Linked DNA regions of Mus musculus: regions 1, 2, 3, 4, 5 and 7 are each linked to region 6. A link is a loop called in an ENCODE intact Hi-C map of the cell type or tissue named here. Cell type or tissue: heart. All regions are shown on one strand. Region 1 has its middle 74 kb from the start of Gm30726. Region 2 overlaps Gm30507 (a long non-coding RNA gene). Region 3 has its middle 110 kb from the start of 1700041M19Rik. Region 4 has its middle 23 kb from the start of Gm30726. Region 5 has its middle 8.6 kb from the start of Gm30726. Region 6 holds the start of Nrip1 (nuclear receptor interacting protein 1). Region 7 holds the start of Gm52253 (a long non-coding RNA gene).

What was found. Hi-C counts contacts between places; a loop is a spot of excess contacts. Peaks named below come from ENCODE experiments on the same cell type or tissue, not always from the same donor. Only the 100,000 strongest peaks of a DNase experiment are listed, where the experiment ranks them.
Region 1: a loop joins it to region 6, with 2.6 times the contacts of the local background. A loop is called at or near these places in 2 of 42 quality-filtered maps.
Region 2: a loop joins it to region 6, with 2.1 times the contacts of the local background. A loop is called at or near these places in 4 of 42 quality-filtered maps.
Region 3: it touches region 6 in a loop (3-fold over the local background); 3 of 42 quality-filtered maps call a loop at or near these places.
Region 4: a loop joins it to region 6, with 2.2 times the contacts of the local background. A loop is called at or near these places in 6 of 42 quality-filtered maps.
Region 5: a loop joins it to region 6, with 2.4 times the contacts of the local background. A loop is called at or near these places in 11 of 42 quality-filtered maps.
Region 7: it touches region 6 in a loop (4-fold over the local background); 9 of 42 quality-filtered maps call a loop at or near these places.

The regions. Positions count from the first base shown.
Region 1 is chr16:76,620,634-76,624,633 of GRCm38, reverse strand. No RefSeq gene overlaps it. Among named protein-coding and RNA genes, the nearest start is that of Gm30726, 74 kb to the right of the region's middle. In heart, no CTCF peak of the experiment used is centred here; no DNase peak of the experiment used is centred here.
Region 2 is chr16:76,220,258-76,224,257 of GRCm38, reverse strand. All of the region lies in intron 2 of Gm30507 (a long non-coding RNA gene), which reads left to right. Among named protein-coding and RNA genes, the nearest start is that of Gm30507, 27 kb to the left of the region's middle. In heart, no CTCF peak of the experiment used is centred here; no DNase peak of the experiment used is centred here.
Region 3 is chr16:76,897,722-76,901,721 of GRCm38, reverse strand. No RefSeq gene overlaps it. Among named protein-coding and RNA genes, the nearest start is that of 1700041M19Rik, 110 kb to the left of the region's middle. In heart, CTCF peaks have their summits at 2,172 and 2,388 (motif pointing right); no DNase peak of the experiment used is centred here.
Region 4 is chr16:76,523,536-76,527,535 of GRCm38, reverse strand. No RefSeq gene overlaps it. Among named protein-coding and RNA genes, the nearest start is that of Gm30726, 23 kb to the left of the region's middle. In heart, no CTCF peak of the experiment used is centred here; a DNase peak (open chromatin) is centred at 1,765.
Region 5 is chr16:76,538,148-76,542,147 of GRCm38, reverse strand. No RefSeq gene overlaps it. Among named protein-coding and RNA genes, the nearest start is that of Gm30726, 8.6 kb to the left of the region's middle. In heart, no CTCF peak of the experiment used is centred here; a DNase peak (open chromatin) is centred at 2,257; H3K27ac peaks cover 995 bases.
Region 6 is chr16:76,371,788-76,375,787 of GRCm38, reverse strand. Nrip1 (nuclear receptor interacting protein 1) reads left to right here and starts at 2,739. Exons shown (of 4, transcript NM_173440.3): 1 at 2,739-2,916. In heart, CTCF peaks have their summits at 2,347 and 3,387; DNase peaks (open chromatin) are centred at 2,027, 2,557 and 3,297; H3K4me3 peaks cover 2,541 bases; H3K27ac peaks cover 2,493 bases.
Region 7 is chr16:76,430,755-76,434,754 of GRCm38, reverse strand. It overlaps Gm52253 (a long non-coding RNA gene), which reads right to left and starts at 1,944. Exons shown (of 3, transcript XR_003951937.1): 1 at 1,745-1,944; 2 at 1,322-1,503. In heart, no CTCF peak of the experiment used is centred here; a DNase peak (open chromatin) is centred at 2,244.

The DNA of each region.
Region 1 (4,000 bases), 250 kb before region 6:
GTAAGGGAGGGAGGGATGGAGGGAGGAAAGAAGAGAGGAAGAGAGGAAGAGAGGAAGAGAGGAAGAGAGGAAGAGAGGAAGAGAGGAAGGAAGGAAGAAGAAGACCAGGGTAGACAGAACATACATCAGTCCCAGTGCTACAAAAGAGAAGACTTAGTGAACTTGGAAACATCTTTTAGAAACTTCAAAATATCCAGGAAAATGCTGGCAATTGTAAGCACTGCTGCTTTACCATGAAGTTCTGGTGGGCTACAATGAGTAATATCAACAGGGTGTCTTAATTTGAGGGTCTCTGAGATGCCTCTCACTTACAAATGAAAAGGTGGTATCCAATACCTGTCCCTGTGGTTTTTATTTAGCAACCTCTGGCTTCTGGAAGGATTGTTATACTCCCTCCCAACACACACACACACACACACACACACACACACACACACACACACACACACACATATACACACACACAGGAAAGCATGAAGGGACTTGCTGGGCAAAAAAGTTCCAATAAGAAAGGGGGATAAGATAAAGGAAAAGGTGGTGAATGAAACTAAAGTTCTTTTCATACATGCATGGTGTTGTAAACCAAGAAAAAATATTTTGAAAGAGACTGAGAAACCAAATAAGTAGCTCATTGGTGAATGCTGGGGCAACTCACCAAATTATATATTTCAGATGTATACCGTCAACAGAAATTGAGATATACTTCAAGGTAGCTGCTGTAAAATGTGAAATACAGCCAGAACTCTGACAACATTTATAAATCTAGTCATTAAACCAAGGGACTGTGAGGCATAGATGCACAGATTGATATCACATTATAGAATGCAATCTAAATTAGCAGTTGTTGACAATAAGCATGCATTGGGATAATTTTTAATAATAAAATCAAATAATATTTTTGTACAGAATGTATTTTGGACATCTTATACCTTTTAATATCTTAAACTTTTCCGCCAATAATAACAAATCCAATGCTGCTGAAATAACATTTTCAACGACCTCCTTTCACCTCTACTGAGTACACTATCCCAGTTTACTTTTTCAACATACAATTAATTTTTTTTAGAGGCAAAAATTTTGAGTAGATTTAATTGCTAAAATAACTACCTAGAAAATGGAAATAACCTTCAATTATGAACTGTGATCAAAGAGAGCCTTCATTTCTCTCATTGTTCCCTGAAGTGACTTTCATTCCCCTATCACCTTTTAAGGAACTTTGACAAAACACCACCACTAAGAAAATACTTTCAGTTGAATGTGGTCTAATGAGACAAGGCTTTTAGTCAATTCTCACATAATTATCTATGTATATTGGCTACAGGAGGGGACTGCAGTTAGGAGCAAAACTGAAGCTTCCTAGACCTGGTATCATTTGTCACTTTTGTTTCAATGATTCAACCAGACCCCATGTAGCAGCTCTGTCAAGAATAAGAGTGGATTGCTAAAGTTGATTCAAACATCAACAACATGGGATTCAAAAACTGAGTAAGCCTTATCCCTACACCATTCTCAATGGTTTTGCCTATGTTTTCCCTGAATAAGTTAGCTTCTGGGAAATGAAAATGAATAATGTGGGCAAAAAAATATAGAAGCATTAGATTAGTCCTCATCGTCAAAATGTTTTGGGTTACAAGACAGAAGTCAGTTATGGTAGGTCATGCTGTAGTCCCAGAATTCATGAATCTGAGGCAAATCACTTCAAAACCAGAACTAGCTTGAGTGACAGCATAAAGCCATTCCTTTTAAAAAATTAAGCAGAATTTCTTTTAGTAAATTTCCTTTATTCTGAGAATATTCATTGCATAACATACTATCAACTTAAATATAGCGTCTTATATTAAATACCCACATAAATATATAAACTCATAGCAAACATTCTAAAAGAAAATAGTTCAGACTTTGAATCAAGAAAAGCAGCTTCTAATCACATGTTTGAATTTTAATTGCTATAAGCAAATATACGTGTATGAGAAGAGCACTATAAACAAAGGAGGTTTGGATTGCATATGTCTGTACAAAATAAGTTTTAAGATATGTTAGGCATGTGCACGTTATCTCACACATGAATTGATTTACTTGCAACTTTGTGCAGTTTGGAAGTCTTGGTAGCCAGAAGTGTGGACATTATTTGGTGGATTCCACTTTAAACTTACTTTTAAGTAATTAATTAAGGAATTTGGGTTCCTTAAGAATATTGTTCATCTCCTCCACATTTAGCAACCAGTCCATCATAAACAGCAGCAACAAAAACCCCGTGTGTATGCAACCTGTTCAGAACACATGGAGAGAATAAGATGAAAAAAAAATGAGAAGTACAGTAGCAAATAGGTAACCAATAATTGGACATCAATAATTACTCGCTGGGCTTTATATTCTCAGAAAGTCAAATTACTGCCCCAACCAAGGTTGATATAGAACAAAGCTTCAAAAATATGTTAAAACCTCAAAGTCAGCAATGCTAACTGTGATGTGAGCACTGAAATGGGTCTCATTCCACGTTGATAAACGACATCAACATCACTAGCTGTGTAGCCGGCATCTGGAAGGCAAAACTGTTTTAAGACAGGGCTTCAGTGGGAATCCAATGCCCCTGGGGGCATTTGGGGAAGATAGAAGCTATGGAGGAGGTTTGGCCTCTGCCTGGCTGAAATACCTTAGACATGATTCATTCCATAGTTAAAAGAGGGGCCTGGGATGCTAAAGTAATCCGAGGGGAAATGGCGCCTCCCCCCTCCTTCATTTTCAGGGCCAGACTTGCCTGCTCCTGTCTGTGTTTTTCTTGTTCATTACCGCTCTCTTCATTTCCTCCTCTTCTGTTTTCTTGCTTGGCTCCCATCAGTGCTCTGCTTCACGCTAATTGTCGTTTCTATGCGCTTCCTCCAGAACGCTTGGTGCATGTAATTTGGAAGCCAGCTCCTAAATTCCTAATGCTTGGATCCACTTTGAGTTTCTTGCCGGTTTTCTGTAAGGATTGGAACACAGCAAGATTTTAAAATTTTGGAGCCCCTTTACTATTGGTTTTGAGTTTCAAAAAAAAATCTTCATTCTAGAAACAGAGAGGCACTTTCTACTTCTCCTTCCGACTGCTTTGAGAAAATCTTTACAAGCACATAGTTTGGAGATACTTTGGTCTCCCTAAATGGGTGGAAACCATGGTTCTGGGTTCCTCCCTCTCTCAACTAAAATTTATTTGTATTATTTGCTAAATACTAGACTGCGAAGAGGCGATGGATAGTTTTACCCTCCCAGAAGGGGTCCACAGACTAAAAGTAGCACCTAATCGCACGGACCACCATAACAGTGTACCCTGTAAACCTAGACAAGGGACAAATTGAGTTCAAGGGGAGATAGGAACAAATTTCTCCAATCTGGAACCTTGCTTATAAGTCTTGATTCTAGAGAAGAGGGTGTGTGCTGTCTTCTTTGGCTCCTGGATGGATCCATTGTAATATAAGTGCAAGGTCTGTAGCCTAACTCAAGTCTCTCATTAGTTCTTATAAAGAACATCATATATACCTGAGCTGGCTTCAAAGATACTGTTGGCTTGTCTGAATGTCTCCCTCTAGAGAGTTAGTTTTGGGCTTTTGGTTTTGTTTTAAATTCCCATAGTATGGCTCTGCAATTGTTTTAAACCACTCTGTCTGGACGTGACTTTCTGACCTGCTTACCATGTGTCTCTGATTCTGCTCTGCTGCTGGTAATGAAGACATTCTGCTAGTTCTCCTAATGGTGGAGCTGGCTAGCAGTCACCACTGCTCAGACCTGTGTTGGAAGTCTAATGATCTTTTATCATACCACCAGCCAATGAACATACACATGGGCAGTAGAGCAAGAGGACCCCACAAGTCCCCAGAGGAAGGCTGCTCAACACCCTGCCCCATCTCTGCTCTGATAGTGTTGCTTCAGCAGACAGTGAAAAGTGTGGATTGTGAGGTCCTAGCTCTTCGCAGACTTCTTCAGAAACAATTGTACCGCATGCACTCTTGTGCTTTCCTCTCAT
Region 2 (4,000 bases), 150 kb after region 6:
CCAGAAGAGACAATGTCCTCTTCTGGCTTACACTGATACCTCATACAAATCACACACACACACACACACACACACACACACACACACACACACACACACAAATCATCTGAACAGAAAGGGGGCTATAATGCAAGAAGGAGTGGTGATAAGGAAGGGAAGGACAAGGGACAGGGACACAATGACCAGGAGAAAGAGATGACAAAGAGCCATTCACCTCCTTAGTTAGATGGAGACTCAGCAGGATCATGTGATACTGACAAAGTCAGCAGTACTTGTGACTCTGTCCCAGCCACACAGTGTTAATACAGAGGCTTAGCCAGGCAGCTCACTCTGGCACTGGGACAGCACGCAGCATGTACGACAGCGAACATTCTGTGGGGCCCACTCTCCAGTCTTGCTATTTGCTGACACCTTTATTGCCTCCAGAAAGCCACAGCACTCTCGTTCCCATCTGTTGGAAGTCCCTTCCAATGTGCTCCCTTCCAATATTCTGCCCTCCTTTTGCTAGAGAAAAAGAGACTCTCTCCATGTTGTTCTAAGTCTGCGAAATACTCAGCTTAGAAAGGAAGCAAATTTGGAATCCGACTGGTGACGATTTCCCAAGAAACAATGGCGAGTGGGGCTGTGCGATGTTGTGTGGGACCCTGATGCAGAGAGAGGTGGAGGGTGAGTGCAGAAAGATACATGGCTATCTGACTAGAGGCCCATCTGCATTGCCCCCAATGGAGTAACTGCCTGGTGAGAGTTACTAACAGCTCTGTCCAGCTCCACTGTAGCACAAATGCCTGCCCACACTATCATTCCACCCTAAATTCCTCTGCCCCACTTGTTCCTGAGAGCCAGCCTATGGCAGGTGATTTAAATTTGAGCCAGAGACTATGTTAGTGTGAATATGTCTGGTCAGGTAATTGAAGTTGCAGGCCAGTGGGCTGTAAATAACTGCTAACTGGGGGATCTGGTGGGCAAAACTCACCTAGTTGTTCTTCTGTGCCCAGGGAGCTATATTCATCCCCAGATCGCATCTACTGATTCTAAACTTGAGCTCATGCCTTCTGGTGTACAGAGTCCAGAGTGCAATCGCATTAACGTTATGGTCCCTTGGGGGAGGTCAAAGGTCACCAAGCAGGGCATGATCATCCTTGGGAAGCCAGCCCTTATTGTGGGCTTGTGTTCTCTTTCATCAAAACCTAGAAAGAAAATAAAGCCTTGGGTTCTGCCATCGGACACCTTCTATAGAGAAGAACTACATCACAATGGCAAATCTTTAGCTCTTGTGAAATGAAGGCGTGAGAGAGGAGTGGGGTTGGGGTTAGACGAAGCAGATACCCAGTGGCTTCATTTGAGGCCATGACTATGACTTTTTAAATTTACTTAAAAAATTATATATTTAAGACTGGGGAAACAAACAGCTAAGCACAGTCCAGAGAACCCAGGCTAGATACTTCAGTCTGTGAATGTTTCTGCAGTGAAGATCCCCCTACAGTGGATTCCAGGATCCCACTGCAAGGTTTGAGTGTGACCATGGGGAAGAACAGCTAAACACCTCTCCCTGCCGCCAAGCTGGTCTCGATCATCCAAGATCAGTGGACGAGCAGAGCCTGATGAGTACCCTTTACTGACTTCGCTGTTGAGTGAGTACCCTTGACTGACTTCCCTGCCTGCCCTCTCAGACTAAGACAGGGCCACTGCCCCAGCTCAGCTTGCAAGCCAAATCCTGTCTTAAAAGCAGCCAAAGGACTTCAGTTACTCTGTACTTACCTATTAGCAATATCGTCTATTTTGGCACAAATATAATTAACAGTGGTGTGTGTGTGTGCAAATTTACACCACCAAGAAGCCCCTCTTCTTGTTTGCCTCGGCTACATGTTTAGATAAAACAGATTCCTCTATATTTGGCTGATATTATTTCTGTGGTTTGACATGCCCAGCTGGCAAGAACAAGTCATTTTGGGGGATTAAATTCAGTAGAGTATCCAGGCAAGTGCCAGGGGACCCAAAGTCCTTAATGGAACGTTGGCAGACAAGACACCACTAATTGTAGAGCAGGTACAATGGGAGTGGGAGGCTGGTTCTGCAAGGAGCTGTAATCTTCTCTCTCCTTCTTCTTCCCAGCAGTGCTGAAACTGAACTAGTATCTAAATTAGGTGTTATTTCAGATTACAACTTGTCACACTTAATACAAGTGACACCATCAAGTGATTACCATCGAGTGATTACCATCGAGTGATACCAACTCGAAATTTGTTGGTATCCAGGGACAGCGATTGTTGGCCCATATAATCCTTCAACCAGTCACAGAATAACAGGTATTATGCCCACGAGAATGATGTGTCAGTCTCTGGACACTGGAATCTCTTAGTGACCTCTGAGATATAAAAGAATGAGTTACAAATTATCCCCTATAAAGGCCTGCTTATGGGAGCGCTAGACAGAGGCATGACACAGAGAAGCTTCAGTGAGTGTCAGAGGTCTTCTCCATGATTTAAGGTCTTCACTTGAAAACTGGATTTAATTCTCGTTGTGTAGAATCAAAAGACCTGACCCATTTTTTTTTTCCTGAGAGGAAATTCATGAGGTTCTCTATAAAGCTTTGGTAGCTGTATGGATGTATTTCCATTTTATTTCCCCTCAAGCTTGATCCTGTCTATTTCAGAGAAGATATTAGCTATTGACTATCCAACCAAATGTTCCACATCATATGGGATAGAAGATCAATTAAGTACGGCCTTCTTTGACCTATAGAGAGAAATACCTTATCATGCATAATTGCAATATAGTGGTAATTCTGGGAATAACTAAATCAGAAGATACTTTATGGTTCATTGGTTAATAAGAATCCTGAGGAGATGGCTCAGTGGTTAAAGCAGCTACCACATAAGCTTGAAGCCTAAAGTTGAGATCCTCAAAATCCATGGAAACACTGGGTGTGTGGCCAACCACCCACTGTCATTCCAGCCTCAGAAAGCTAAAGACAGGGACTTGAAGCAAGCAGGCAAGCCAGACGAGGCTGGTCAGCAAGCTCTGCATTAAATTAAAATTGCTTTCCTTGATGAATATGGTGGAAAGCAACCAAGAAAGACCCCTGACATCAGCTTCGGGCCCCACAGGCACTAGCACACACATACTAACACACAGAGAAGCATGCATACGTTCCCACACACAACACGCATAAACACTTAAGAATAAGAACCCTAGAACAAGGTTATTTCATTAATATAAAAACACAGATATAAATGGAAATTGAAAATTATACACAAATTTTAAAAAGTACACTGGCACTGCTTTATAAGAAACTAGTTGAGTTTTGCATGATGAAAATTGAAGGTGAGCATGTTGAACACATTCAAAATATGCTGTGTTCTACTCTCAAAAAATTAACTAAAATATCCTTTAAAAAACTGAAGTTGAATTAAACCAAGTTCCTTGGATCCTTGAAAAATGATAATGTTTGAAAAGAATTTTTTTTTCATCAAAGCTTCCAGGAAGCTAGAAACTTGTGGGTAAAAGGTTTAAATCATTGAAAATTGATCTGACATTTAATGGGAAACGTTGACTCTCTGAAGTCACAGAAGGTCAGTAGGTCGGGGAACTTCCATTACCTAACTTAGCTGACCTCCTTCCATGACATATGAGGGCATCGATCAAGGTTGTTATGCAGAATGGGAAGAAAGTTCTCAACCCTTCCTTTAATGTCTTTTTAAAAGTTGCATCTACAAAACTTATGTTTTGCTGTGACCTGCACAGCTGTCTGTTCTCAAAACAGAAGTTTACCTCCTCTTCCTCCTCCTTTTTATTGACTGTGCTCTGATGCAAAACGTCCATTCTTTTCTGGATGCTCTGCATCTAGGGTTCCTACACAGAACGTGGCTCCCTAGTTACATTTTGCCTCCACGTTTCATTATCTCCTCATCTCAGAGCCCGTAGTAAGATGGCGGTCCACTCGGCTGTTCTTTGATCTCAGTGGTCTTAGCACGTGGCCTGTTTGTGTTCTAGCAGTGCT
Region 3 (4,000 bases), 530 kb before region 6:
ATCAGAGAGGTTTTCTTTATTAGTACTATTGTAGTACTAGGACATAAAGATAGAGAAGAACCAAACATGGGGAACTGTAACTTAGACCCTTTAGTGGTTGTCGCCTTTGATGTCTTAATAAGTATTCCACGACAGGGCACATTGCAGTGCCAATCCCAAGTCAGGTTGTAAGAGAAAAGCCGATTGAAGCCACTTGGTATCCATGATCCTTCCCATAGATGAACCTGTATCTTCTTTCCTGTAGAATTCTCTTCCTTTGCCTCCTCTTTACTCTTCTGCTTTGAAGCAGTGAAGTAGTGGAAGAGGCTGACAGGCAGTGTGCAAAAGGAGAGGAGAGTCTAATTAGAATTGCTTTCATAAATAGTAGTTCATCTCTTTAGCGGTTTAAAGGTGAGACGCCAGCACTGGACTTCAAAGGCAGTGTGCCTCTAAAAACGGTCTGAACGGTGGCTTCTCTCTAACGGGGGAAGCTTCCTGGAAGGAAGATGTCATCTGCTTTCCTGGGTGCCGCATTGAAGGAGAAGAAAGTTAAGCATCATGACTTCTGTTAGTTTCACTGTGTCCCTGTTTAGTTTCTGTTTCCATGATCTGTCCATTGGTGAAAGTGGTGTGTTGAAGTCTCCCATTATTACTGTGTGAGGTGCAATGTGTGCTTTGAGCTTTACTAAAGTGTCTTTAATGAATGTGGCTGCCCTTGCATTTGGAGCATAGATATTCAGAATTGAGAGTTCCTATGCCGGGGCCTAGCAAACACAGAAGTGGATGCTCACAGTCAGCTATTGGATGGATCACAGGGCCCCTAATGGAGGAGCTAGAGAAAGTAACCAAGGAGCTGAAGGGATTTGCAACCCTATAGGTGAAACAACAATATGAACTACCCAGTACCCCCTGGAGCTCTTGTCTCTGGCTGCATATGTATCAGAAGATGGCCTAGTTGGCCATCACTGGAAAGAGAGGCCCATTGGTCTTGCAAACTTTATATGCCCCAGTACAGGGGAACGCCAGGGCCAAAAAATGTGAGTGGGTGGGTAGGGGAGTGGGTAGGGGAGCGTGTGGGGGACTTTTGGGATAGCATTGGAAATTTAAATGAAATAAATACCTAATTAAAAAATATTATCCAAAAAAAAAAAAGAAAGAAAGAAAGTTAGCATCCGAGTCCTGTTGTGACGCTGCCCAACCCTTAGCGAATTATACCATGGGGGAACGTTAGCCTCCTCCTCTGTACCAGTAACAGTTTTGTAACTATTTCAGCATGAAATGTTATACAGAAACTACCTGACAAAAATGCACACGCAAAACCCAGGAATGTGCAATGCAGTGCCTTGCTGTGTCTTAGGAGGCAAGCAACCGCAGATTCTCCAGCTTGGGGCTGGCTGAAAGTTCTCTAAGCACAATCAAACCCGATGATGTTAACGTCGCTCCCAAGATTTTGCATATATGGAGGGATATAGTTACTATGTGAAATGTCCTACATAAGCTCAAGGAAATTACACTATCCTATTAAAAGAATAATTATCTCATGTATCCCTTCAACTGGGGAGCCTAGCTTCTAGGGCCTTCCTCTTTCCCAGCAGTGGTCCCTTGGCCAAGGGATTAACCCAGTCCAACTGACACTGACGTAACCATATAATGCTGTAAATAAGAGGATATTTGTAAGAGATATTGGATAAGCAATTCTTAATCAATACTACTTCTAATAATCGAAGGTGTTAGTGATTAGATTGGGAACTTTGGACTTTCATCAAGATCAGTAAGACCTACTCTCTTGACTAGAAGGACTTGTCTCTTCGTGGGCCTTCATGTCTCTTCTAACATCATGGTTTGAGGTAGTTTTGAATCCAAAACCTCTGATTTCTGCTCTTCAGCATGGACAGCTGACTTCTGCAACAGTGGGATTTAAATAAGTCAACAAAGAAAAAAAAGTTCTAAGGGACATAGAAATGAGAACAACTTAGACAAGAAAGAAGTAAAATCAAATGTGTACATTCATCTACCTGCAAGAAGGTTTCAAAATGCCTCGTATCAGGGAGGAACACTCGGACCACAAAGACGCAACACCTCAATTTTGCTCAATGCACATAACAGATATCAGGCTCTATGCTGAATTCTCAGTGGTAACTACAAAGTGTTCTAAAAACCTAAAAACTAACAAAAAACAGCAACAAACAAGCCATATATGGAAATTAATACGAAATTCATAATTGCTGTGTTCAACTTCTTTTCATGTCTTAAAAAATTTTAAAGCCTCCAATACTAACGTTTAACATTCCTTTTTTTTTTTTTTTTTTTTTGGTCGCACATAGAGGGCTGAATTCAATCCATGTATGGACTAGATGTTGACTCCTGTTTACAGTAATTAACAAAACAAAACTTTCCCCTCCCATGTACTACCACTCTTGGACACAAGATGGCAATCGTAGTCCGTGAAATCTACAGTGATTTTTTTTTTTTTTTTTTTTTTCTTTCTTTTCCTTTTCCTTTTCCTCTGTGTGGAACAATTTCTTGGAGAAAGTTGAAGTGACATTAAAAAAACAAAGATAAATGATCAAAGCTATGACGTGAATAATTAAATAGCTAAATTCCACCGCCTGATCTCGGAGACATTTTGCTTTGCTTCCTGGGGCTTAGATGTTTTTATGGGATTGGCTACTTTCCTTCAGCCTGCACCAAATTGATTTTAGGCACATTGCTATATGTCTTTAAGTTTTTATTTTTTAAATCTGTAAATACAATAACAATATGGCATAACCGTACAATGTTGTAAATCAGATGTTATTTGTAAATGATATAGGCTAGCTATTTCTTAATCGGCACTAACTAATAATAAAGTAGGTTGATGGTTAGATTAAGAACGTTGGCAAACGTGAAAGAGTTTAAATGGGAAGGTTAGGCTTTGACTTTAAAGAAGGACAGAGAAAAAGAAGTGCAAAGGGCAGATGAGGAGGATACCTAAAAAATAAATAAATAAAAAATGTTGCAAAAAAGGCATGACGAAGCTTGCCCAAATACCTCACCCCATAGCTCTAAGACATGCCTGACAGTGTGAGTGGACATCATCACAGGATGGGTCCAAAGAAGAGTCATGACCTCCCAGTGGTTAAGTTTCCATTCCTTAAACTTGTGTGTAAATACATGTGTGTGTGTGTGTGTGTGTGTGTGTGTGTGTTTGTGTGTGCGCGCGCCTGAGCATGTAGAGACCAGAGGTCAATGCCCAATGTTGTTCTCAATGTTGTTTCTCCACCCCTGGTTTTTCGAAGCACGGTCTCTGTGAACCCGGGGCTCAGAAACTGAGCTCTACTGGCTGCCAGCAGCAGCAGCAGCAGCTCAGAGCCTCCCGTCATGGCCTCGCCAGCACTGGGGTTACGCACAGACATATGCCAGTCGGGCCTGGGTTTTATGTCTGTGCTGAGGATCCATACTTGGGCCCCTGTGCTTGTGCAGAAAGCACGATACTGGCTGAGCCATCTCAGGAGCCCCTCTACATCATCTTCATACATCGTGACGTCCACACTTGTAGAAGCTAAACAAATGCATTCACGTGCTTATCACATAGTAAGCCCTATTTCAGGTTGCTTTCTTTCATGGTTGGAGAATTTTAAAGAAGCTTGCAAAGAACTCTGGATATTAAAGTCTGGTTTAAATTCCCTGGATTTGAGCTCTCTTAGAATTGCCTGGAACAATACCGATCCAACAAACCTCTGAGCTTTTTGTGTTAATGTTAGGGATTGTGACAATTTCAAATTCTTATGCAAACAGATAGAGTGGCTCACAGCTGCAGTCCCAACACTTGGAAGGTTCCGGAAGCAGGAGGATGAGAGGTGTAAAGCTAGCCGAGAAGAGTGAGCAGTAATAATAATAGCAAGTAAACAAACACTTGCATCCGAACTTGAGTATTGTCTTCCGTCTTTAACCTTTTTTTTAAGCTTCCATCTTCTGAGAGAAAATCCAAGGCATACTGAAGATTAGAAAATACATTATTAGATGGAAAAAGCTGTGAGAA
Region 4 (4,000 bases), 150 kb before region 6:
AGTTGCAGTTAAGATGCCTCTCAAGGGTCAGATATGTTATTTTACAAACAGGAGAAACTCCAAAATGCTGTGATTATCTGAGTTTCCCTTAATTCTAAGAACGAAATATACCTCAAGGCAAAGAAAAAAAAAAAAAAGAAAGAAAGAAACGAAGTTACTAATTGAAACTGTGTTCAGATCAAAACTGCAGTTTGAGGAACCCAGGGTTACATAACTAATAACCTAAGCCCTTCCTGGCCCTGGATGCATTAGGAAGAGTTGCTTATGAAACAATGCACTGGGTTTAAACAATTTCTTCATTTGGGCAGAGGATAGCGCATCTTGTGTAACTGGTGCTCCCCACCCCTCTCCTTAAAAAATGTGCTTTGATAAATATATTTTGGAAGGAACAACATGAAGGATAAGAAAATTGGAAACTTAATTTACTCTCCAAATCTCATCTTCCCCTGCAATAGTTTGAATTTTGAGGGCTCTAGCAATTATCAAAGGTCCTTGCTTTAGGTTAATTGCAAAGTAAAGATCACCACTAAAGATTTTCAATCCGCCATCTCCATCTCCATCCCTCTCCATTACTTCTCGCCCGTAATTGTACTATAACTGATGCATGAGTCATATTTACAGCTTGACTCTGTCCTCAGAAGATGTTACTTTGTAGAGCCGCTTTGCACATTGATAACTGGCCAATTATTCTCATCTTTTTATCTCTCGGCTCTACTGGCTTCTGCGGATTGAATAGGCATGTGAATAAGAAACAACTTTCTGGGCTTCCACACTGATTGGTCCTAGGGAATCCAAACTTCAACTTTTTTTTTTATTTGGTATTTTCTTCATTTACATTTCCAATTCTATATCCTTGAGAGAGCGAGAATTTAGGAGGATCTTCAGAGGAGAGAGTGGTATTGGGAAGAACAGGAAGAAAATAACCTAGAGGTTAAATGCATAAAGCACATTTGAACACAATGGACTTAGTTCATTATTCTGTTTCTTCATTAAGGCTGTTATGGCAAACTGTATTAGCTGAGTAATTTATAAACAGTAGAAATCTGTTCCTCATCATGGTTCTGGAGGCTGGGCAATCAAACATCAAGGAAAGAGCAAATTTACTCTCTAATGAACACTCTCTGATTCTTCCACTTGCTCTGATTCCATTGTACAAAGAGCAATGGAACCTGTTGGATGAGGGTACTAATCCCATTTGTAAGGTCACAGCATTCTTGTCTTAATAATTAACAATAGTACATCTCTAAATATTGTCCTATTGGACAGTGGGTTCCCATGTAAGGATTTGGGGACAATAGAAGCATTCGTCGAGTCATAGCAATGTTCTACTGTCAGACAAACCTGAAAAAAAAAAAAAAAAAAGGAATCCTTACCCAAAGGAATGCAAAGACACTTGGCTTCAGATCCTGCAGGCAACAGGAAATGACTGAAAGTTTGTTTGGACGGTGAGAAACATGAGCAGACATGTAATAAATGATTCCTTTAGCAACAGAGAAGGTGGCTCACAACAGAGAGGGTGCACTTCCAAGAAATAGTGGGCAAGCTACTAAAAGAGGTGACTACCTGACTGCAAAAAAGCAAGTATAGAGACATGTAAGATGTCAACTGTTCAGAACCAGAACCTAATTGGCCTTGGCCTACAAATGAGATTCCTGATGCTAGGACACAGGGGACTGAATGCTGTGACCCTCTGAATGTGTGAGGAGGGCTGTTCTATTTTGGACGTGTTGAGTTTGAGGTGACTTCAGGACAACTGAGTGAAGACTTTGCCTGGGAAGCATGAGGTCACTATCTCTGAGCTGGCATGTTTATAACGAAGACTCCCAAGGGCACAGACTGATGCTCTGTGTCCTCTGCTGAATTCAGATGTCCTGCCCCGTGAACCAACAGTGATTACTCGGTAAATTCCCGTTAAGATCTGTACACAGCACCTTTGAGGAAAGACTCCAGTAAAGCCATCACCATATCTCTTTAGGCAGAGAGATATAAGAAAGTTGCAGATTTAACATTGTTTAATGTAGTAACTTCTAATCAGTATATTCATCTGAAATCAGTTTTTCACGGGGGGATGCAAAACACTGTTAGAATATCTATGAAGTGGAAAGGGATTTCAGATGTCTGTCCTTCCAGAGGTTTCAAGGACCCTCAGCAAAGAAAAATGATCAGGAAAAACAAAACCTTTAATCCATAAAATGGGCAAGGGCAAGGGGGGGGGGGCGGGGTGGAAGCTCAGATGCCAAAAGCAATCATGTGGTTTAGATATGCCCCGGGTTGGTATGCTCATAAAAACCTGTTTACAGGGGGAAAGTTGAGCTTGAGCCACATTGTGCCCTTACAACCAGAAGTCTCAATTTCTGACTCTAGTTGACAGGGAGAAAAATATGAATAGGTCAGAGGTAAAAGAGCAGTGTGCCTTAGTAACATGTGGTTGTGCTGTGCCTAAAACAGCTGCCTAACCCTAGAAGGGCTCGACCAGCCTCAGGATGCAGTCAGGGGGAAGGGATGCAACTCTGGTTTCCAGTTCTGACTGTGTAGTGAGCAGAAGTCCTGTTGCTGACCTTGTGTAAATCACCTGGCCGTATACATGCTAGCAGTTTCATTTATATTTTTGGACTCCTTGGCACGTTATCTTGCCTTTGGTTCGTCTCCCCTGCAGCCTTCATTGAACAATCATACTCAAGATATATAAAATACTTGTATTTTTTTTTTTTGGATGATGTGTCTTTTCCTACTGAGAGACTCTCCTTTTCTTGTAGCTAATAATGAAAATTACCAGTGTAGAGAGAGCTTGGCTCACTTGTGTCAAGATGATATGAGTTAACTGAAGGTCACTTTGAACATACTTTACGCTGCCTCCCAGGCACCGCTGATAAAGAAAGAGACAAAAGAGCAAAGACAAAATTAACTTTTAATTTCCCATGGAAGCCACAGAGAGAAACAGAGAGATGGGGAAGATGTCTTCAAACACACAATGGAGAACTGCATACTAAGCAACTCATCCGATTTGACTTATCAGATAAAACCAAGCCTGCTACGAGTTTAAACTTACAGATAGAGCCCCAGTGCTGAGAACTGATAAACATCAGTGATACCCTTCTCATATCCAATACCAGCAAAACAGTTTTTTCTTCCTATATTAGGCGAATAAATAAACAATGAGACATATGAGGTTTCTGTCTGCAATAGTTTTCCTTCTATGCAATTCCTGACTCTAATGCTTCTATATCGCTTAGCATATTAAGTACCAAGTTTCCTGTCCTTTGGTTGTATTAGCCACTATGTTTTCAAATTTTATTTTTGTAATTCCAGATTATCACCAGAGTATTAATAAAGAATAGGAGTCTTTAACTAAGCAGGGCTCATAGAGGCTCACAGAGAAGGGAGTGACAGTAACAGAGCCTGCATGGGTCTGGGCTAAGTGCTCTGCAAGTATATTATGGCTGTTAGGTTGGTGTTTTGTGGGATAGCTAACAATGGGAGAAGGCGGGGCTGTTTCTGACTCTTTCCTATGCTCTTGGGACCCTTTTACTCCTACTGGGCTGCTTTCCCCAGCCCTAATACAAGGATTAGTGCCTGAATTGACAGTTAAGCTCCGTTTTCTTGACATCCCTGGGATGCCTGGTCTTTTCTGAAGGGAAATGGTGGCAGAGTAGATCTCGGTAGTGGTGGTGGGGGAGAGGACTGGGAGGAATGGAGGCAGGGAAAACTGCAGTTGGGATGTATTCTATGAGAGAAGAATTAAACAACAATAATTTTCTTGCACCTGACTAGTTCCACGAAAGTACATCAATAACTACCTACATGAGCCAAAAGAAGACATGAATGATATACACTAACCAAAGACAGGAACTTCTCATTACTAAGCACCCCACCCATGAATGAGCTATGAAGTGTACAATCAAATGACCAGAACTCTCGGGCCACAGATTTGGAAAGCATTTTCAAATGTAGGTTTTCCTTGTGCAGGCTTTTCATCTTTGTGCTGCAGATCCCAATCTCC
Region 5 (4,000 bases), 170 kb before region 6:
AAAACAGTCTCCTCTCTCTTTCTAGGACTTAGAAGTAACACAGGCAGCTATGGTGCTGCTGATAGATGCTGGTGCCCTAAGAAAAGTCATTCTTAAAAATTACAAATCCCATGACAGGTTATTTATAAAATGAATCTGTGGCAGCTACAGGTACCTATGAACCCATTCTTGAAGAATTATAGAATACTAACTGTAGACAAGCAAACACATATATTCAGGGGCATCCACACAGAGAATATGTAGAGTACATGGAGAAGAAGGGGAGAGGGGGAGGGGAGGGGAGGAGGAGGAGGAGGAGGAACAACTTAGAAAGGTTCTAGAAAACAGTAAAATAGCATAGTCAGAAGGATGCCATGTGAATGTTAGAGCCAGAATATTGCTGTGAAAATGTAACCCTCTTTAGTTCAAATTTTAGCCAGTGATCTCTGAGAGTATCATGGAGAAATGAGAGAGAGAGAGAGAGAGAGAGAGAGAGGGAGAGAGAGAGAGAGAGAGAGAGCTTAAATAGATCAATTTTAAGAAAAAGATAATACAGGGAAATGAGGCCCAGGCTGAACACAGAGTGGATGAGATATATAAAGAAAAGTGTGCATGTCATAACAAAGGGAAAAAAAAAAATCAAAGATGACTCAGAGACTGGGAGCCTGCTACCTGAGCAAATGACCAATCCATCCCCAGCACAAAGGAAGTCAAAATGGAGTGTTTGGGGAGAGAAGTTAGTGTCAGCAAACTCAATTTAAAAAATCCCAGAGGTGGAAGTTAGGAAAGAGGAAGGGATTAAAATTGGGACGGAGGAAACATGGTCAGACAGAGCTAAACATTGCTAAGACGATGCTAAGCTAGCATTCCCCAATGCATTCCACTGGCACTGATCTGAAGACCTAATAAGGAGAATGGCCGGTTTGTCCAACCAGGTAGATCAGAGGCTTTCTGTTTGCCTTTGTGATCAAAGTCACAAGAGAGAGTCTTTATGAGTCGTCTTTGCTTTTGGCAGTTAGCTTAGTCACTGAACAGAGCTGGAAATTAAAGTGGGTAACAACTCCAAAGTCCAAGAGGGCTCTGAATTAAACATTTGGATTTTCAGAATTGACCATATTACTCATAACTCCCTTATCTTCTGGAAAAACACTTAAGTTCCTTTAAGGGTAAGGCTTTGTCGCACAAGTCCTCAGCCCTTAAATGTTATATTATACTTTAATACTTAACACTTTAATATATTAAATATAAAATGATACATGAATACACACACACACAGGAGCTAAAGAGAAGTTGGCCTAACTTGTGAACAGTTCACGCCCTCGTTTGTCAAAGCATAAGAGAAGAGAGGATTAGGCCTAATTTGTACTCTGGGGTCAGTTGAATACTAAACAGGGGCAGACTTGCAATTACAGTTAAACTATAGTGTCTCTGAGATTTAACAGTGAGTCAGCCCTCGGGTCGCTACCATAGCGACGAGCTTTGTGGACTCATCAAATATTATTCTCAATTTACAAAAAAAAAAAAAAAAAAAAAAAAAAAAAACTGTTATGGAGGCAGACAGGTTAAGTCACTTCTAGAAGATCCTAATATGTCAGCAGGAAAGGGAAGCCTGAAGCAACAGGCTTACTGCACAAATACCTGTGTCTGTGACCTCACACTGGATACTGTTCCTCCCTGAGCCTGGACTTCCTGTCTAGCTAACGAACTTAGCTAACGAGCAAACACACACCTCTAAATGACAAGGAATGGCAAGACTGCTATTTTTTAAAAAGAAGAGGATAGAAAAACAAACAAACAAACAAACAAACACAACAACAAAAGTGACTTAATTTATTCAGGACTAAGTAGGACCTGTTTGTTGTTGTTGTTGTTGTTGTTGTTTTATTAGTGGGAAGATTAAATATTTCCCTGGACTTTCATTTTAGAAATAAACTTAGACAGCAGCATGAATAAACATGAAACAAATGTATTTACTCGTGTTTTATCTAGCGCCTTTGAAACGATGATGTGGACTGTTTCCACCTAGAAAACTGAGTCAGACAGTGATGTAAAGGGTCACTTCTTGAACAGCAATCATGAAGAGACTGAGCTACCGGTTTCTGGCTCAGGCCTTGCAGAAATCTTGAACCAGGACACCGAAGAGTTAACCGGAGGCCCAGACAGTTCCCTGCTGATCTGGTAATGAGAGAGAGAGCCGAGCTGCTGAATGTCAATAGCTCCTTGTGAACTTGGGTAACCCAGCTGAGCCCTGAGCTTGCCAGAGCTGGGGGAGGTAATCAGCTTGACCTTTGTGACCTTCCTGAGGCTCTGCTCTGTCCTGCCTGGAGAAACCTCTTTGCATATGATTTCCACATGCCTCTCCGTTGAAACCCTTTCAGGAGAACTGGACCTGAGTCAGCCTCAAGACGCAGCCTAATAGATAGAAGTTAGTCATTGCTGACGAGAGATTGCACAATACTGTAGGTGCTTGGGGGGAAAAAATGGATGCAAACACATCCTGGCATCCTGGAAACCACAGAAAGATTTCCAGCAACTGCTATGACATCTGTCCTTACAGATTTAGTAAAATGTGACTTATGTTAGAGTTCCGTCGGCCCTTCGCATACACCTATGGAGTTCTAGTCTACCGCTTCTGTTTACCTTTCTGATTTTGGTAGTTCCCGTTCCTTGAATTGTTTACATATTACTACTCTGATTGCCAACCAAGAAGTCATGTATGATGTGCCACAGATAGGTTAAGAGGCTATTTCCTGCCATTTTTGGTGTGTTGTTACACAGCCATTCTTATTCATTTCAAAACCTGAAACCTGAACAATCACTTCAATCAACCCCCATGTGTCGAAAAGTACTGTTCGTAAAAGAATGATGTTATTCATAAACTGAGAATAGGCATCCGAATTCTTAACTGCATCCCTTAGCCATGTAGACAATTGATTTGTATAATGAACCTTAACAATCATAGACTGGAAATTTATAAACAACTCCTATAACAATTGAGAGAAGTCAAATCCTGAAGACTCTTACATGTTACAAAAAGAGGTAGTTGGCTCAAGCACATAGCGGGCATTATTATCAGCTTTAACTCAAAGACACATTATTCTATCAAGGTGCTGGTACCAGTTCCATTGTTACTTTGTGGACTAAAAGGCAAGAAGGTCGCATTTTATGGTAGGCTAAGGAAGCAAACAAGACGAAAAGGTTTGTGTGATCCAATACTGTAAAACATTCTGTACTTTGTTCTTGGAACGAGCATGCGTGGTTGGAAATGCAGAAGAGATAAGCATCTTGCTCCCAACTCTGTTAAATTGAACATTATACCCACTGTTTGGTCTGAAGGAACACAACCCAGTTATAAACCCGACAAGGAGCTGAGGGGGGATTGAAGGTCAAAATTACTTGAAGGACATGGCCCCTGTATTTTTTATCACAACTGATAAACACGAAAAGTCTACCTAACAACTGTACATCAGCCCGATTTGGCTGTTTCTGGCTCAGGTACCTTGTACTTGAAGACGCAAAGGCCTCTGAACAAATATCTTCAGAGTCTGAATCCTAAAGTAGACTGGGTTTTCAAAACACATGCCACGTGCCCATGTCACTACCTGCTAAGATTCTGTTCTGTCAAGCACACTAATAAACTACATGTCCCGGGTTGATTTTTTAAAAGCCCGTAAATCAGACCACAAGAAACCTGGTTATTTTAGTGAAGTCTAAATTTGTATAGAGATTCTGCTTCTTAGATGGCATCAGATGTTCATGTTGCCCCTAAAACACTCCTCTTTACAAAGATCTGTAGAATTCCCCATAGGCAAATATAAAGACAAACTGTGCCATGTCTCACCGGGCTGAACTGGGGCAGCCAAGAGGGACCCACTGCTTCGTGTGACTTATCTGCTTGTCCTTTGGTTCTACAGCACCACCACCCACACTTTCCCAAAAGGAGAAGATCTTTATCAAACGTTTCGCCATAAATCAAAGCCACTTTGTGGAGCGAAGAAGTGTGCATTCCACCAGAGCGAGA
Region 6 (4,000 bases):
AATTAGCAATTCTACATAAGCTATGCAGTTCATTCAACACACGTGTGTTATCAAGAAGAGTCCAGGATTTTACTTATTACATTGGGTGGGGGTGGTCTGCTTTGGTATATCGTCTAATATATAGCTGTTGGAGTTTTAGCACTGATACTGGGCAAGCAGAACAAACGAGATTTAGCTTGCTGGGGCAATCTCGGAGATCTAAAACCTCCTTAAAAAGTGAGAATGTTTTTCAGAGTGACACTTGAGTGGGCTCAAATATCTGTCTCCACGTCTGTCACTGCAGCCCTCCATGGGAGCTTCACTCTCCTACAGGCCATTTATTACTTAGCTTACCTTTATATTAATTGTGACAAGCTATCTGGACTCTCAATGTGTTCCAGAGAAGAAACTGCCAATCAAAAGAGAAGGAAATGTTTGCCTACTGGTAAGAGAAGCTTGAAATACGGTGTGTGTGTGTGTGTGTGTGTGTGTGTGTGTGTGTGTGTGTGTGTTGCAGGGGCTTGAACCCATTGCCTTACACTCATTAGTATCTCTTTGCTTCATCCTTATCTCAGTTTTACAAAACTGGGTCTCCTTTTGGAACTTCATCCTTGCACTTGCTAAAACGTTCTAGAAGACCTCCACCTTCCCACTTCCTGTCTCAGCCTCCCAGTAGTTGGGATTACAGGCCAGTACCACCTTGGCTAAATGAAAGCATTTGTTGAATCTGCTATAGTCTACCACAACGATGCCTTTTAATAAAACTGACATTGAATTTAAAAAAATGGCACATTAAATTGGGATACATTTAGAATGTCTTTGTATAATATTTACAAAAAAAAAAAAAACTAAAGAGCTAATAAGTTACAATTATGCTGGTCATTTAATTTGCAATTATTTGCTTTTTGTCAATCCCGGATAAATGATGCCGGACAGGTAATGATGCCTGGGATTAATGCTGCCTTTACTAATTTGCTTTAAGCAGATTTTGAACTGCGGCATATGCGAGTGCTATGCTGTTACATGAGATTGACACTACCTTAGATGACAACAGATTGCATAGGTGAGTCACTAGGAGGACAGATAATAAGTATTTTAAAATGCACCATCATCGCCATTAAGGAAAATATTTCCTGCATGTGCTCAGGACTGTGCTAGAATATAGCTTTATTAAGAATTGATTTGAAAAATTGCCTTTACTTTAAAGATTGGGAAGATACCCCAGACGTTTTTCATTTGAAAAATCCGAAAAATAGCTATAGAGCTATTATATAACAGTAAAGAATACGGTTGGGTCACTTGGATAATTTTTGGTTTTGGTGTGCATCAATAACTGCTTCCAAATGCTACCGAAATTCTTAAGGATATGAAAACATATGAGAGTAGAAAGCTTCATCCACAAAATTGTCTTAGTAAGTATTTTAAGGCAGGGATAGCACTTCAGAGTTTAGGGTGAATCGAAGATGTACTTTAGCCTTTTTTTTTTTTTTTTAATGTCAAACAAAAACAACTTCTGCAACCACAAGTCTTCCCGCAGGTAATTCTTTTCATGACTAGAGTCAAAAACAAACGAGACAGAGACATCTGGGGTAGGGGGAGCGTTAAAAGGAGGCTTCACAAGTAAGATATGAAGGGAGTAGAGAGAATAGGTTTTAAAAGCAGAAAACACAAGGCGAGGAAGAGATCATGGTTTCTTATTTTTCTCTCCTCCCTCCACTTTCTCGCCTCACCAATCTGTTAGCCCACCTCAAATTTAGAGGCGGGTTCAGCGAGACCAGGCTGCAGGAAACCCAAGTTTCCCTGCATTGCCACCCTGGCTATATGATGTAATTGTTATTTATTGAGACTCTGAACCCAGCAAGAGCTGCTTTAAAGAAGTGACAGCCCATCTCCTAGTCCTGTTGGGTCAGATCCTTCCTGGGGGTGGTGCAGTTTGGCGGGCAGACCCTGCTGGAGACTTCGCAGTGACAAAGCAGCAGAAGAGAAACCAGGTTCCTGGGTCCTGCGTCCGTCTAGGGAGCTAGCTGTGCACTCCTCAGGTCTCCTTTCCAGTTTTCCGCTTGGAATCATGCCATATTTATCACTGGGTCCTACTAGGTGCTGAGCATGGGGTCAAAATGACCTAGAGTTATACAGCGCCGCAGCTTCCGGGATTTGAGCGGGACACAGATTTTAAGGAGGTGGAAATTGAGGGTGGGTAAAGGGCGCCAAAAGAACGCGTGTTTGTGGGGTGAAACGGGAGAAAGGGAGACACTTAAGGTGCCAGCACGTAGGCTGGGGAACCTGGGGTAGGATTAAGGTGCCCCGACGCCCCTGTGGTGCCCCCAGCGTTTGCCCCGGCACGGGTGACATGGGCGATCGCCTGGCCCCTAGCGGGGAATCTGTCCAGGCGGCTGGCTGGACGGGGCTGGGAAGCCAGGGCGCCGGCTCGGGAAGCACAGCACCCCCTCCTTCTCCGGGTCCAACCGCGTCCTCTCTCTGCCTTCAAGGCCGATCAGTCCCGGACCCCCACCCGGAGCACCGGCGAGGAGGCCTGCAGACGCCCGGTGGGCTCCCCGGCTCCGCCGAGCCTCCGGGTGCGCGCTCGGCCCGGGTGACAATGGGAGGGAGGGGCAGAAAAGGGTTAAGAAACTTGGCTGAAGAGCTGAATGGCGTGGAGCAGCGAGGGGAGGGACCCGGCCGCCGCGAAGTCGGCGGCGGAGGGAGGAGCGCGGCTGCGGCGGGCGGGCGGCGAGCGAGGCGCTCAAAGTCAGCCTCGCAGACATTGCAGCAGAGCCCCGAACTCGGGAGGCGACGGCGACCGCGGCGCAGGCGGAGGACGAGCCGGCCCCAGCCCGCCCGAGCGCAGCGCCCGTGGCCTCGCGCGGCCGCAGGGCACGGCTAACCTGGGAAGGAGGGAGCGACGCGGATCGGCGGCCCGGAGCCGCGGCGGCCTCGGTGAGTGGCAATCGCGGCCCGGGCTCCGTGCGGAGCTCGCGGGAGCGGACGCCGCGCCGCCCGGGCACGGCCTGGGTGCGCGGCCCGTGGAGGCGGCGGAGGCCGGGGGAGGCCCGCGGGGAGCTCCGGGAACACGGATCCCGGGGACAGCCCTCCGCCGCGCCCCGCTCCGGCTCTCCCCTGGAACTCGCGGGCCCGGCCGGCGCAGCCGCCAAGTTGTGGAGTTCCCAGCCGCGGGCTCGTCCGTGCCAGCCTTGGCGCGAGGGGCGCAGCCGCCCTGGGTGTTCTGCGCCGGGACCCACGCGGGTGGCCGGGTCGCGGGGCCCCGGTCGAGCTCGCCCGCCCAGCTGCCCCCGTTGGCCCCGAGCCCCGGGCGCTGGCTGCCGCGCCGCTCGGTCCTGCCGCCCAGCGGTGCTCTCGGTGGCGCCCGCGCTGCTCCCCGCCTATCGCTGCCGTCTCCCTTGCGCGGTGCTCGCCGATCCCCGGCCGGGAAAAGTGACTCGGAGAAGGGGCAGCACTGAGCCCCAGGCCCGGCCTGCTGGGCACGAGCTCCCCGCTTGCCGAGGGAGGGCGAGGCTCCTTGCACCCGAGGCCTCAGCCCAGTTCCCCCAGCATCCGAGAGGGGGTTCACTCGCATGAGCCTGGTAAAGTCCGGGGAGACCGCTCTCCTCTCTGGTGCCACTGTCCTCCTTTAATACTATTGTTGTTAGAAGAAACCCTCTAGCGTGCAAACATTCCCCAGACCCTCCTATCCCTTTCCAAAGTACTTTCCAAATTTTAATCAGGAGTTGATATTCAGACTGAAGGAACAAAGGAATCCACTGTGTTTAAAAGGCGGACAGGCAGAGAGTCTGACACATGTTGATCTCTAAGGCATTCCAGGAGTTTCTACCTTCCATCATGTCAGTAATTTAACTGGATTCTGGAGGTCGTAAACGAAAAACGGAACGTTAGGTAATTTCACGTTAAAATACTTTGTCGTCGTCGTTGTTGTTTTAATTAATGGGTCATTTTAGTTGGGGGAAAGTCCGGACATGATTAGGTGCAAGAACTTTTAACTCATTTTTTTGTGGCACCAGGCTGG
Region 7 (4,000 bases), 59 kb before region 6:
TCTAGTTGCCAATTAAAATGTTCTTGCTTCAATCTCTTCAGATTTAAATTGAGTTTTATGATGCTCTCTCTATCTTTCTCTTAGGAGTATCAGCATTGTTTTTAAAAAAAAGGTCACACTAGGTTGTCTTATCGAGGTGGCTCAGAAGGTAAAGTCGCAAGCTTGGCAAGTTGGGTTTAATCTCCAGAGGCCGGGAGTAGGAGGAAACCAACTCCACGAAGTTGTCTCCTGACCTCTACACGCATGCTGTCTATGACAAATGTGTCCTCCAGCTCTACACTCAGAATAAATAAAATATAAATGAAAAAAGGTAAGATTTTCACAACAAGCTGTTTATTATATTTATTTTTCATACCCTCTGTCATGCACATCTCTTATCTGTTTGATTTTTGACACAGGGTCTCACTCACTGTGTAGTGTAGCTCAAGATGGCTTGTTCTCACTCTCTCTCTCTCTCTCTCTCTCTCTCTCTCTCTCTCTCTTTCTCTTGGTTTTTCGAGACAGGGTTTCTCTGTATAGCTCTGGCTGTCCTGGAGCTCACTTTGTAGACCAGGCTGGCCTCGAACTCAGAAATCCACCTACTTCTGCCTCCGGAGTGCTGGGATTAAAGGCGTGCAAAAATGACTTTCTCTTAAATCCTCCTGCTTCAGCCTTCCAAATTCTGGGATTATAAGCATGTGCCACGATGTGCTTCCTGTCATATTTTTAGCTGAATGATAATGGTTTTATTTTGTTTTGTGTTTTTCTGATCAATAAGGAACGGAGGATGCTTAAGTCTAGGAAATTTTAGCCATTACTTATGAAGCATCTATAAAAGGTTTCACTGTCTGGTTCTGAGTTAAGACATATCTTCCATCATTTCATCCTTAAAATACCACTGAACTCGGCACTTGCGTTATTTGCATTTTACAGGCTAGGAGATTGCCGCTTAGAACATAAGTTTTCTGACTTTGTCTCATAGGTTAAAAAAAAAAAAACAAAAAACAAAAAAAAAAAAGATGCAGCTATCATTAGAACCCAGGTCACACTGCCTCTCTTGCCGACTGCAACTTTAACCTGTTACATAACTGATTCTTAAGTTTCTGGTTCTGCGACCTCGACCTTCGCTGTGTCTAGCTAAGTCATCACAGACCACGAGCCATTGCTCTCTGCTCCAACATCCTCAGCCAGTTTGGCATACATGTTTGATCGGGCTGGAAACGTCGACGTTAATAACCCTAACACGTAAACTCCCATGCTTTCTTTAAGCCTGGGAAACTCCCCCTCCGCCCCCATGCCTTGGTCCACTTTAACGGCTAAAATGCCCTCTCCCAGAGATGACCTTGCTGAGTGTCGTTTCTTGGTAAGTAGATCTCTACCGCCGATGACTTTTGATTCATCGTCACGCTGCTATTTGGTGTCAGTGAGGAGTACGCTGGAAGTGGCCGCCCATCTTGTGCTCGTATAAAGGGAAACAGGTGGCTGGTCATGTTGGACGCATTCCCTCTGGCAGCGGTGGGAAAGCTGCAATTTGTATTTAGCATTTTAATTGAGGCTGGCATTTGCAGAGCCACTTTTCTCTTTATAAGTCTTTTCAGATGAGAGAAAACCAAAATAGAAAGTATTATAACTCCTTCCTGTGTCGTGAACATTTAGCTCCTGAAGGCGAAACTTCCCTGTACTTTGCTCAGAGCATTTGCCTGCTCTGAGGCTAACAATCAGTTGATGGGAAAAAAACAAAAAAACAAAAAAACCGAGTACTCACAGGTGTTCAGGGACCAGGGAGAGTAAATGTTTTTGTCAACATTTTCATCAACTTTCCCCCACGATCACCAAGACTCTCCAAATAGAATCTGCTGACTTCAGTGCAGGGTCAGTGTTCCAGTGACTCACACAGCCAGGTAGCAGAGAACAAACAGGCTCAACAAAAGAGATGGCCTATGGAAATGGGAGTTCCTTATTGCTAAGGAAAGCTAAGTTTTTTCACAAAATTGTAGAACCCGGCAGGGGCAGGGAGGGATCCACTATTGTGGTGCCTACAGAGTCTCACTTAGCCGGAGCCTCAACAAATGCACACACCCTCTAACAACTGCTTCCCTCCCCTTCCTCTCCCAACTCCTAGAGTGCACCAGAGGCATTCAGTTCCTCCGTGAAAACACTCCTGAACCAGATCCAGCGAGGCTCCTACCCACGCCACTTCCCAGAAGCTAGCCCTGCCAAGGTCTCCAGTAACATGCTCACTGCCAAAACCAAATGGCAAGGCTCCATCCTGATGCTCCCTGACCTACGTACAGAATTTGACACTGCTGATAACCAATTACACAACTCTCCCTTCTTGGCTTCTGAGCCTCTTTCCTCATTTAGCCGGCATCTCACTCCATCTGATTTAGACACCCCTCTGCCTGTATCACCCCCGCCCGCCTCCCAAGGGCTTGCTCCTAGTTGTTTTGCTGTCCGCGTGTTTCATCTGTGGCTGCCTCACAGGTAGCACAGGTCACTATATGTTTATTGTATTAGAATCCCGGTGCCTAGACAGTGGTTGTAAAATAGGGAATGCTCAAAGATGTCTGTTGACTCTACACACATACTTAATAGATCAATTACTGTATTTACTTCAGTCCTGTCTATTTGCCTGGCTGGAATTCAAGACACAGGACCCATCCATCATACTATTTCTTGGTTTTGTTTTGTTCTGCACAGGTTGTCATTGTTCCAGCCTGGCTTAGAACTTACCATGCATCAGAAGATGGCCTTGAACTTCCAATCCTTCTGATTTCTGGGATTCTACGCGTGAGCGACCATGTCCAGTCTACTCAGTGCTATGGACAGATCTCAGGGCTTCAAGCATGACCTACAAACACTCCAGGGACTAAGCTCTGTTTTACACCCACCCCCTCCATTTATATTAAACAGAAAGTGTTTGTCTTTCCTTCAACTTTCCCCACATCCAACAACATCCATGCATGAATAAACAACACTGATAAATAACAATGGCCCTGAATAAAACTCCTCACTTACTTGGTTGTTTTTCAATTTCTTTTTCCAGTTCCCAATTAAATCTGCTTTTTCAGTCATGACATTTTCCGAATGGGATTTGTCTTCGTTTTTAACACTTCCAGTAGGTTTTTACGGTATTTGTGCAGGATAAATTGTAAAAAGCACTCTATGTTCAATCGACATTTTGTATTGTAAGTACTTGCCCAGATACATTACAGTGTGGCCAATTAATATGTGTTGAGTGACGGCCCCACGAACAAATGGATTTTTGTGTATTGTTCTTCAATTTGATCATTAAGGTCATCCTACGTGTGAACTAGCTATTCTATTATCTGATTACTTTTGTCATTTTAATTACCAAGGCATATAATCCCAGAGGTGATACAATCAAAGGCATAGCAATCTATTATTTCAGTGAAAAAATAGAAATGTAATTCAATACATTTAATTCTGTCTAAAGGTTTATACGAAACCCCTCATCTCCTGATTCCATTTGGCTATGAATCTCCAGAGAATTCCAGGTCACAGTATGTCATCACCATAATTACTCAGTTTGTTGATGATCTTCCCATCCCTGTGTGTCCGTGGGGTCATGTGTGTCCATGGGGTCATGAACAGGTTTTCACCACGTAGCCCAGGCTGGCTTATCATCCTCCTATCCTTTCACTTGAGCCTCAACTGCTGGGATTACAGTTGCTCCATCACGCTGGCCCAAAGTTATCTTTCCCATTTATTACTTACTGTATGCTAACACTTCCTCGAGGCCATTTTTAAATTTTTCTGTATAAATCATCTTAGATCCTCATTATTTTTAGATGCCTTGCTGTCTTAGTTACTTTCTATCGCTGTGAAGAGACAGGATGAGCCGGACAATTTATAAAAGAAAACATTTAATTGGTAGCAGATTACAGGTTCAGAGGGTTAGGAAAGCCCATGCCTATCATGGTGCGGAGCATGGTAGCAGACAGGAAGGCATGGTGCTAGAGCTAGAGCTAAAGGTCTACTGCTGGTCCACATGTAGGAG